Regions from separate parts of the Homo sapiens genome. Here region 2 is linked to region 1. Evidence: chromatin contacts called from ENCODE Hi-C data. All regions are on one chromosome and are shown on one strand. The core of a region is the stretch at or near the end of the contact, and the rest is flanking DNA. Distances in the headings are between cores, read along the strand shown.

The links. A loop is a pair of places that touch in the nucleus more often than their neighbours do. Pooled maps may share reads with other maps.
Region 2: a map of CD4-positive, alpha-beta memory T cell shows a loop between it and region 1 (27-fold over the local background). The contact joins the promoter of ABHD12 here to the promoter of SNX5 in region 1. A Hi-C loop is called at or near these places in 2 of 168 maps with a recorded cell type or tissue (CD4-positive, alpha-beta memory T cell and naive thymus-derived CD4-positive, alpha-beta T cell) and 4 of 50 pooled maps.

What each region holds. Positions count from the first base shown.
Region 1 is chr20:17,967,270-17,971,871 of GRCh38, reverse strand. SNX5 (sorting nexin 5) reads left to right here and starts at 3,078. Exons shown (of 13, transcript NM_014426.4): 1 at 3,078-3,497. The coding sequence starts at 3,447. It overlaps MGME1 (mitochondrial genome maintenance exonuclease 1), which reads right to left and starts at 2,854. Exons shown (of 5, transcript NM_052865.4): 1 at 2,731-2,854; 2 at 1,502-2,071. The coding sequence starts at 2,012. RefSeq lists enhancers at 1,860-1,989, 2,010-2,209, 1,149-2,348, 2,930-3,239, 2,856-3,610 and 3 more and a silencer at 3,240-3,449.
Region 2 is chr20:25,389,408-25,393,445 of GRCh38, reverse strand. ABHD12 (abhydrolase domain containing 12, lysophospholipase) reads left to right here and starts at 2,611. Exons shown (of 13, transcript NM_001042472.3): 1 at 2,611-2,933. The coding sequence starts at 2,743. RefSeq lists silencers at 2,482-2,901, 2,942-2,991, 3,032-3,191, 3,362-3,521.

The DNA.
Region 1 (4,602 bases), core at 1,829-4,328:
CCCAGCTACTCAGCAGGCTGAGATGGGAGAATCACTTGGGTCCCGGCGGTCAAGTCTGGGCGGGGTGCTGGGGTAAGCGATTCTGCTCATTTCTTAAGGTTGCTACTGAGTTAACTGAGAAACACAGCTGAGTGCTAATCTAGATCAACAAAGCTGACTCTATGAAAAAAAAAACAACCAGTCTTCTCTCTGCCTGGGCTATTGGGGCTCATTCACATTCCAAACAGAAATTCCTCTCTGGTGCACTTCCTTACTTTGTGCCAAGAGCTACAGGCCCTGGGGTCCCATGTGTTCCAGCAGGTTTCTGCCTTTTAATAATACATTTCTTATTAGTAATTTCAGCTGTACATTCCTGGTTTAAGGAAAATAACTTCTCATGAGAAAACTATCAATTCTAAATTTTAGTGGTACAAATACAAAACTGTAAGATGCCATTAGAAGATTTTTATGTTGCTTGCTTGGAAAGCAGACAATAGTTTGGTGGTTGCTACTAATTAACTATCTTAGGAAGGCAGTTAGCTCTTGCATATATAATCCTTGCCCCACACAGCTGAGGAATATTATAAGGAGCAAAGGCCTTGACCATTTGGTACATATCCAATACCACCTATATATACTTAGTATTTTTCTTTAGAACATGTGACATGTTTAATGTGTTACACGCATAGTTTTAGGAGTCTGGATTAGGGAAAAGACGACTTAAATAGAAGCCCAGGCTATGGCAAGGGTCAGTACACTATTCTTAAAACAAAAATGAAAGAGTTTGTGTACTACTAAGAGTACATGTACTGCACTTTGGGAAGCTTGGGTAAAGGAATGATTGATGTGAAACTTTCCTTTAACAAAAGACCCCTATATAATTTATGGGACTAGCTAATTCACCAGTGCCAATGGTCTTTGTTTTTGAATGGAATATTAAATTTAAGGAAGCTATTCTCCTCACTTGTCCAAGTTAGTAAATTAGAAGTTGAAGGTTAAAGTGTATTTATCCTCAGATCCTTATGAAGAACCTCTGATTATGTTTACCAAGGTCTAAATATAGGTCATGTGTTCTGGTCTGCTTCAAGGTCTTTAAATTTACGAGTCAGTTTACGCTAATAAGTAGGACAGTGGGTATTTACTGGATTCTAAACAGAATTATCTAGCAAACAACTAGAATTCTGTTACCAGGTGACTTTTTTCAATAATCAAGGAAAACAAGCAATTCTAATATTGTTGGTAGCTTATAAAACAAGTGAATTTTATGTATTATTTAGTCAAATATTTGATCTATTTTAGTTTCATCTGTAAAATGTGGATAACAGTATCTATACTCCACAGGACTACCATGAGGATCAAGTGAGTTAATACACATAAAGTGCTATTTAATGTTAATTACTATCTGAAGGGAGTTCCTTGCTAGTAAGTTAAAAAAACAAAACCAAACCTCATTCTTTTGACACCGTTGCTCTCTATTATAGAAAACATAGCAAACATATAGAATCAGAATTGAGATAATTACTTGAAGTGTATTCTTTAAAGCCATCTTCTCCCAGTTCCAGAATCATCCGCTGTTTCCACCTCTCCAACAAGAAAACCTGTTGTTTTGTCATGGTCTGCTGAAGGACTCGGGTCACACTTGGTATCACATTCCTTTGCAAGGGGATTTTCAAAGGAACTGAAGGATCACTTGCATTTGGTTTATCACTTCTCTCTGGATTGAAGATAGGAAACCAGTTTTGTGGCACTCGTCTGTCCTCACCTTGGTTTGGCAGCTTATGCTTGCTCACGGGTCCACAGAGCAAAGCATCTTCCTCCACCGATCCCGGGGTCTGGGCGACGCCTCTGGATGACAAGACAGACTGAACTAAATTAGAGTATTTTTCTTGGTCCACTTCTTCATATGGGTTCACTTTTTTCTTCCGGCCACATGAGTAAGAGGAAGTAGAGAAAGCCACAAGGGCAGCTGATTCCACAGAAAACTTTGAACTCCTGAGCTGCCTGCAAATGGTCTGAAATAACTTCATCTTCATTCAGATTTGTTTTCACTTTAGTCTATTTGCAACGGTCGAAGGCCTTTATGTTTGTATTCCTATTGGAGAGAAAACAACCATCAAAGCGAAAGCTGCATCAGAATGATATTGCACATCAAAATTGTGAACTTTTTCGACATGTTTGGACAGAGCCCTTTCTTAAGAAAGTCGACAGAGCGAGACCCTGCCTCCAAAAAAAATTTATAAATAAATCAAGACTCAATACCCGAAGGACCGACACATACTAAATGCGAATTAGTAGACAGCTTGAGGCAAGACGTCCCAGTTTCTAATCTGCAGGAATGTGACGCCCAGGAAGGGAGGCGTGTGCGAGACACGGAAAAACACAAAGATGGAGCCCGTCCCATGGCGGCCACACAGTCCTAGGTGACAGACGACGACTAATTCCTAGACACCAGGCTCTCTGCTAAGTATTCTGTGTGGATACTTCTCATTTGGTCCTCACACCCTCTACCGTGGGTCTAGAATGAACCCGTTGCACAGACGTGGAAATCGGGTTGGAGGGTCCCGTCGCTCGCCGGTCAGAGCTGGTGGCGGCGCTGAGGTCCCATTACTGTGACCGCAAAAAGTCGCCTCCCGCTCCGCCGTGGGTGCGGACCCCTGGCGGGGCCAGGACGGCGGTGGCCCCTGTGGCAGGAGTCTGGATTAGAGAAAAGACGACTTAAATAAAAGCCCAGCCTACGGCAAGTGTCGGTACCTTGGAAGCCACCACACTTCGCTTAACTCTCAAGGCGCGAACAACCTCTCGCGACCCGTACTTTCATCCGTCCCGCGCTTTGGTTTCGAATTAGGCACAGCCTAAGGCAAAGCAGGTCCAGAATGCCCCGCGGCGCTCACGCCCCACCCGAGGCTTTCGTCGGCCTCCGCCAACGCGCCACCAGTTAGAGGCAGGGAGTACCTCTCCGAGCGGAAGGGCCGGCGTCTCCGAAGCGCGGGAGCCTCCAAATCGCGCCCTTCTGCTCTCACGAGATCTGGTGACGTCAGCGCTCGCTGCCATCTTGGACTCGGGCTGAGTAATAAATTCCCCCCGCACCGAAACGCGGTCTTTCTCTAGACGCGTCTTGCTGGGAGAGTGTCCGTTGCTTCCCGTCCGTGTCGCGGCCCTGCGGTTGGCGGCCTCCTCGTGGAGCGGAGCAAGGGTAGGCCCCACGTGGCGTCTTTGCCCGGCTCCAAGATGGACGGCAGCGGGGACTGGGAGGCTGCTCTGGGGGAGCACGTGGCGCCCTGCTCGCCTGCTCCCGGGGCAGCTGGGATGGTGGCGGAGTCCGGAGGCCTCCTGCCGCCGTCGGGCAGGGAGGCCGGCGGAGGCGGGGCCGTGGCCGCCCCCGAGAGGCGCCCAGGCGGCGGCGGCGGCGGCCCAGCTTCTTCTTTCCTCGCACAGCCAGGCGGCCCCTGCTCGAGTCCCGCGTCGCCATGGCCGCGGTTCCCGAGTTGCTGCAGCAGCAGGAGGAGGACCGCAGCAAGGTGAGGTCCTCCCAGCCTCAGACTCCTGGGCGGGCGGCCCTGCGAGCTCCGGGGTCGCTGCATTCTTTCCCTTGCGCGTCCATAGGCCGTGGCTGCTCGCCGCCATCCCCAGCGCGGGAAGCACCCGTGAGACCCGGGCGGCCCCTCTCCCTGGTCTTCACTGAAGGCTGCCCCGGGGAATCCCTGTGGATGTCCCGGATTCTATTAGGACAGAACCAGAGACGCGGGACCTTAGCCCCAGCTCAGGCGCCGGTGCCGAGCGGACTTGGAGAGATGATCTCTGGAGACCCCGGAATGTTCTTTTTAAAACTTTCCTCGGCTTCGTGGTGACCAGTAGGTGAACGTGAAATTGACTTAACATGCGACAGACCAGTTTGGTTTGTTGCCCCCAAAATACCCTCCTTCCCCCCACCTTTTACTGAGAAGACTTTTTTGGGGGGGGGGCCCAAACAACTTGGGAAATTGCATCAAGCGTCCGAACATGCTGCTTACAACTTTAGAAACGCAAAATGCGTTGTTGTGGGAGTTGTGTAATTTTTAGTAGGTGCTCAAATACTTGCTGAACTTGGTGTCTATTTTTAAGTCTTGCCCATTGATGTAAACTGTCCCTAGGTCACGTGTATCTTGAGGTCTAAAAGATTATTTATGCAATAAATTGAAATTCCCATAGCCAATTAAAGATTCAGACGAGCCTCCACTCTTTTTCATTGGTTCTTTAAATTTGCCTCGGTAGCTTTGCGATGCATGGTTTGCGAGCAACCTTTCTTGCAGAATCGTCAACGTAAGTTTTTCTGACCGATGAAAAAGAACCTCTAAAAATACAAGGCTCTCTTAAAATGTAATTTGGAGCCGTCTTAACTTACACATTTCTTGAGAAGTTAAAGGCACCTCCATAGAGAAACTTGTTCATCTAGTAAGTAAATACCAGAGTTTCAAAGCGGCTGGATTGTTCCAACAAGGGTATCATTGCATTAATTATTAAAATAGAGCTTTCTATACAGGAGGGTGTTGTTTAGAGTGGTTTTTTTTTTGAAAGTTCTTTATTACTAAAACAAAGTGGAAACTTGAGACCACGATTCTTTGTAAAACATTATAAAGGTACTTT
Region 2 (4,038 bases), core at 1,362-3,861, 7.4 Mb before region 1:
TCGGAGTCTCACTCTGTCGCCCAGGATGGAGTGCAGTGGTGCGATCTCCGCTCACTGCAAGCTCCGCCTCCCGGGTTCACGCCATTCTCCTGCTTCAGCCTCCCAAGTAGCTGGGACTACAGGCGCCCGCCACCATGCCCGGCTAATTTTTTATATTGTTATTAGAGAGACGGGGTGTGAAACCGTGTTAGCCAGGATGGTCATGATCTCCTGACCTTGTGATCCGCCCGCCTCGGCCTCCCAATGTGCTGGGATTACAGGCATGAGCCACCGCGCCTGGCTGTTTTTTTTTTGTTGTTGTTGTTTTTTTAATTGAAGTGAGCGATAGAGTCAAAACCTCTTTTTTTTTTTTTACGTTTTAGTTATTTCCTAGATTTCCAATCTCTCCAGGATGTGTTACTACATCACTATAAAGAATTTATAATTTACATTCCATAGTATGTTTGTTTGTTTATTTTGAGATGGAGTCCTGCTCTGTCACCCAGGCTAGAGTGCAGTGGTGCAATCTCGGCTCACTGCAACCTCCGAATCCCAGCATCCCGGGTTCAAGCAATTCTCCTGCCTCAGCCTCCCAAGTAGATGGGATTACAGGCGTGCGCCACCACACCCAGCTAATTTTTTTGTTTGTTTGTTTTTGAGAGGAGTCTCCCTCTGTCGCCAGGCTGGAGTGCAGTGGCACAATTTCGGCTCACCACAACCTCCGACTCCCTGGTTCAAGCGATTCTCCTGCCTCAGCTTCCCAAGTAGCTGGGAATACAGGCACGCGCCACCATGCCCAGCTAATTTTTTTTTTTTTTTTTGAGACAGAAGTTTGCTTTTGTCCCCAAGACTGGGGTGCAATGGTGTGATCTCAGCTCACTGCAACCTCCGCCTCCCAAGTTCAAGCGATTCTCCTGCCTCAGCCTCCCAATTAGCTGGGATTATAGGGTTGTGCCACCATACCTGGCTAATTTTTGTGTTTTTAGTAGAGACGGGGTTTCACTACATTGGCCAGGATAGCCTCAATCTCCTGACCTCGTGATCCGCCCGCCTCGGCCTCCCAAAGTGCTGGGCTCACAGGCGTGAGACACCTCGCCCAGCCTTTTTTTTTTTTTTTTTTTTAAACAGAGTCTTGCTCTGTCACCCAGGCTTGTGCCACCACACCCGGCTAATTTTTGTATTTTTAGTAGAGACGGAGTTTCACCATGCTGGCCAGGCTGATCTGGCCTCCATCTCCTGTGCTTAAATGATCCACCCACCTCCGCCTCCCAAAGTGCTGAGATTACAGGCATGAGCCACTGAGCTCGGCCCATAATGTTTTTAAAAAGTATATCTGGAGATATTGACACAATTATGAATGCAGGCTGTAACACTTAGTAATATGGTCAATAAATTATTTTGCAATTTCAAAGTATCATTACAAAACTAATTTAAAAAGCAGCCGGGCGCGGTGGCTCATGCCTGTAATCCCAGCACTTTGGGAGGCCGAGGCGGGCGGATCACGGGATCGAGAGATCGAGACCATCCTGGCTACACAGTGAAACCCTGTCTCTACTAAAAATACAAAAAAATTAGCCGGGCATGGTAGCCGGCGCCTGTAGTCCCAGCTACTTGGGAGGCTGAGGCAGGAGACTGGCGTGAACCTGGGAGGCGGAGTTTGCAGTGAGCCGAGATCGCGCCACTGCACTCCAGCCTGGGCGAGAGCGAGACTCCGTCTCAAAAAAAAAAAAAAAAAAAAAGAAAAAACTAATATAAAAAGCTGTTGAATTTCTAAACGCATTTCCAATTGACCTTTATCAATTGCCAATAGTTTTCAAAGTGACAAATGCTGAAATTTCTAACGTTACTTTGGAATAAGCAAATATCTCTCTTTGTTATAGATCATCTGTAAAACTAATGCCATATTGAAGAAAGCCAAAGTTATAAAACTAAATTTGTGAAACAGCCCTTTATTCTTTCCTTTTCTCTTTCTAGGATGGGTTGAATTAGTACTAAATTTGGGTTTCATAAGGGCGAATTTATCTTTGAAATGGATTTTCCTCCCATCAGGTAGTCTTAATTGCTTTATAAAAATCTAAAATCTAACACAGGTTTTTAAAAAGTAAATTTTTCAAGCAGTTCATTTCCTGATGTTCGGCCCAAAAGTAAACACTGAGTATATACATTTACTTCAAATTAAAAACTGACGACCGGAAAGCATACTTTTAAAGGTAATGTCCTTGTGGAAAAAGAATTAAGAATCACGAGAACGGAACTGCTATTTGCTACCTCTGGTTTTCCGTTCACAGAAGCACGAGGAGCCCAGCGCTGCGGCTCTGCCTCGCTGGGCCACCCCTTTCGGGCACGACCGGGAGCGGGTGCTCCTCACACCGAGCGCCCGGGCGAGCACAGCTGCAGCCTGCGGATGGAGCCCAGAGCCCTGCCCTGCAGATGACGCGCCGCTGCAGCTTCGCCCACCCTCCCACAAAATGGCTGCGGGTGGCGCCAGGGATGCTGGGCGCGCGCTCCTTGGAACTAGAGAGGAGGTGGCCGGGGCGGGGCCGGGGGAGGGGGGTAGGGCAGAGCCGGCGGGAGCCCGGCGCTGATTGGCCGGCCTGGCTGGCGGGCCCCCGCCGCTGGTTCGTAGCCGGCGCAGCGGCCTGGGCTGGGATGTGAGGAGCGGCGGGTTCCGGGCTCCGGGCTCTGGGTGGCGGCGGCTGTGAGCGGCGGCACTGCGGCGCAGGCCAGCGGGCGCCGTCGGCGGCTGGCCCTGTCGGCCGCGGGATGAGGAAGCGGACCGAGCCCGTCGCCTTGGAGCATGAGCGCTGCGCCGCCGCGGGCTCGTCCTCCTCCGGCTCGGCCGCCGCGGCGCTGGACGCCGACTGCCGCCTGAAGCAGAACCTACGCCTGACGGGCCCGGCGGCGGCTGAGCCGCGCTGCGCAGCCGACGCGGGAATGAAGCGGGCGCTGGGCAGGTGAGGCTTCGCGCGGAGCGGGGGGGGGGGGGGGGCCGGTCCCTCACTTTGCGCAGGTGCGTCCCGCAGGGGGCCGCGGTACCTCCCAGCCCCTCCCAGAGTGGCCGTCCGCCCGATCCGCGGCCGCCCCCGTCCGCGCCTGTGTCCCGCATTTGGCCCGCGGCAGCCCCACCCCCGCTCCCTTCCCCAGGCACCGCGGCGGGAGCGCCCTGCCCTGCCGCTGACCCCCTGTGTCCTGCTCCGGCCCTCTCGCCAGGCACTCCTGGCCTAGCCTTGCACCCCGACCCTTTCCCGGGGAAGCCGGGGGGACCCTTACGCTGGGGGCTTGGCGCCGCCCGAAGTCATGACCCCGCGTGGGAGAGCAGGGTAGGGGGTGGGGAGTCCTTGGAAGATCCCTGGACGCCAGGCACAGCAGAGGCGGGAGGCAGAGGGGCCGGCGCCAGACCCTGAGAGCGCTGGGGCCCACTCGGACCTCCTCCTCCTGCTCTGCATCAGGCCCCACACCGAGCGCCCGGGCGGGCGCCCCTCGGGCTGGGCTGCGTGCGCGGAGCCTTACTGGCGCCTTGGGCCCTCGGCGGCTCTCCCCGGTAACTAGGGTCGGGGGCGTGCGTCGCTCAGAACTCGGGGACCTTTGGGGAAGGGCTCAGTGGGCGGCGGGGTGCTAGGGGAAGGAGGGACTCGGAGCATCGCAGCCGTCGGAGGGAAACCTGCCCTTCGCTCTGCTGGTGATGGTTCGTGGTACTTGAAATCTGTCCGCACAAGTTCGCCTCCTTGGGAATCATCTCGCAGTCCTGAGTCGTTTGGTTATTGGCGTTCAATAACCTTTGGGTTATTGGGTAGAAGATGAATGCGTTTATATAAAGCCACTTTCAAAACTGAGATGGGAACGTGTTTCATAGGGACAGATTTCTCCTCCCATCTGCTGGTTTCCTAATTATCTGGCTGTTGTAGAACGTAGCATTCCTGACAGCTTTGAAGCCTTGCTACTTCGTGGTGGTTTGAAGAAGTTACTATATGATGATCTCAGGCGTTGTAGCAGAGGCACTTCTTTTTTGACCATCTGGAATGCCCTTAGTTGACGCTGGCCACTTGAGTGTAAAATATG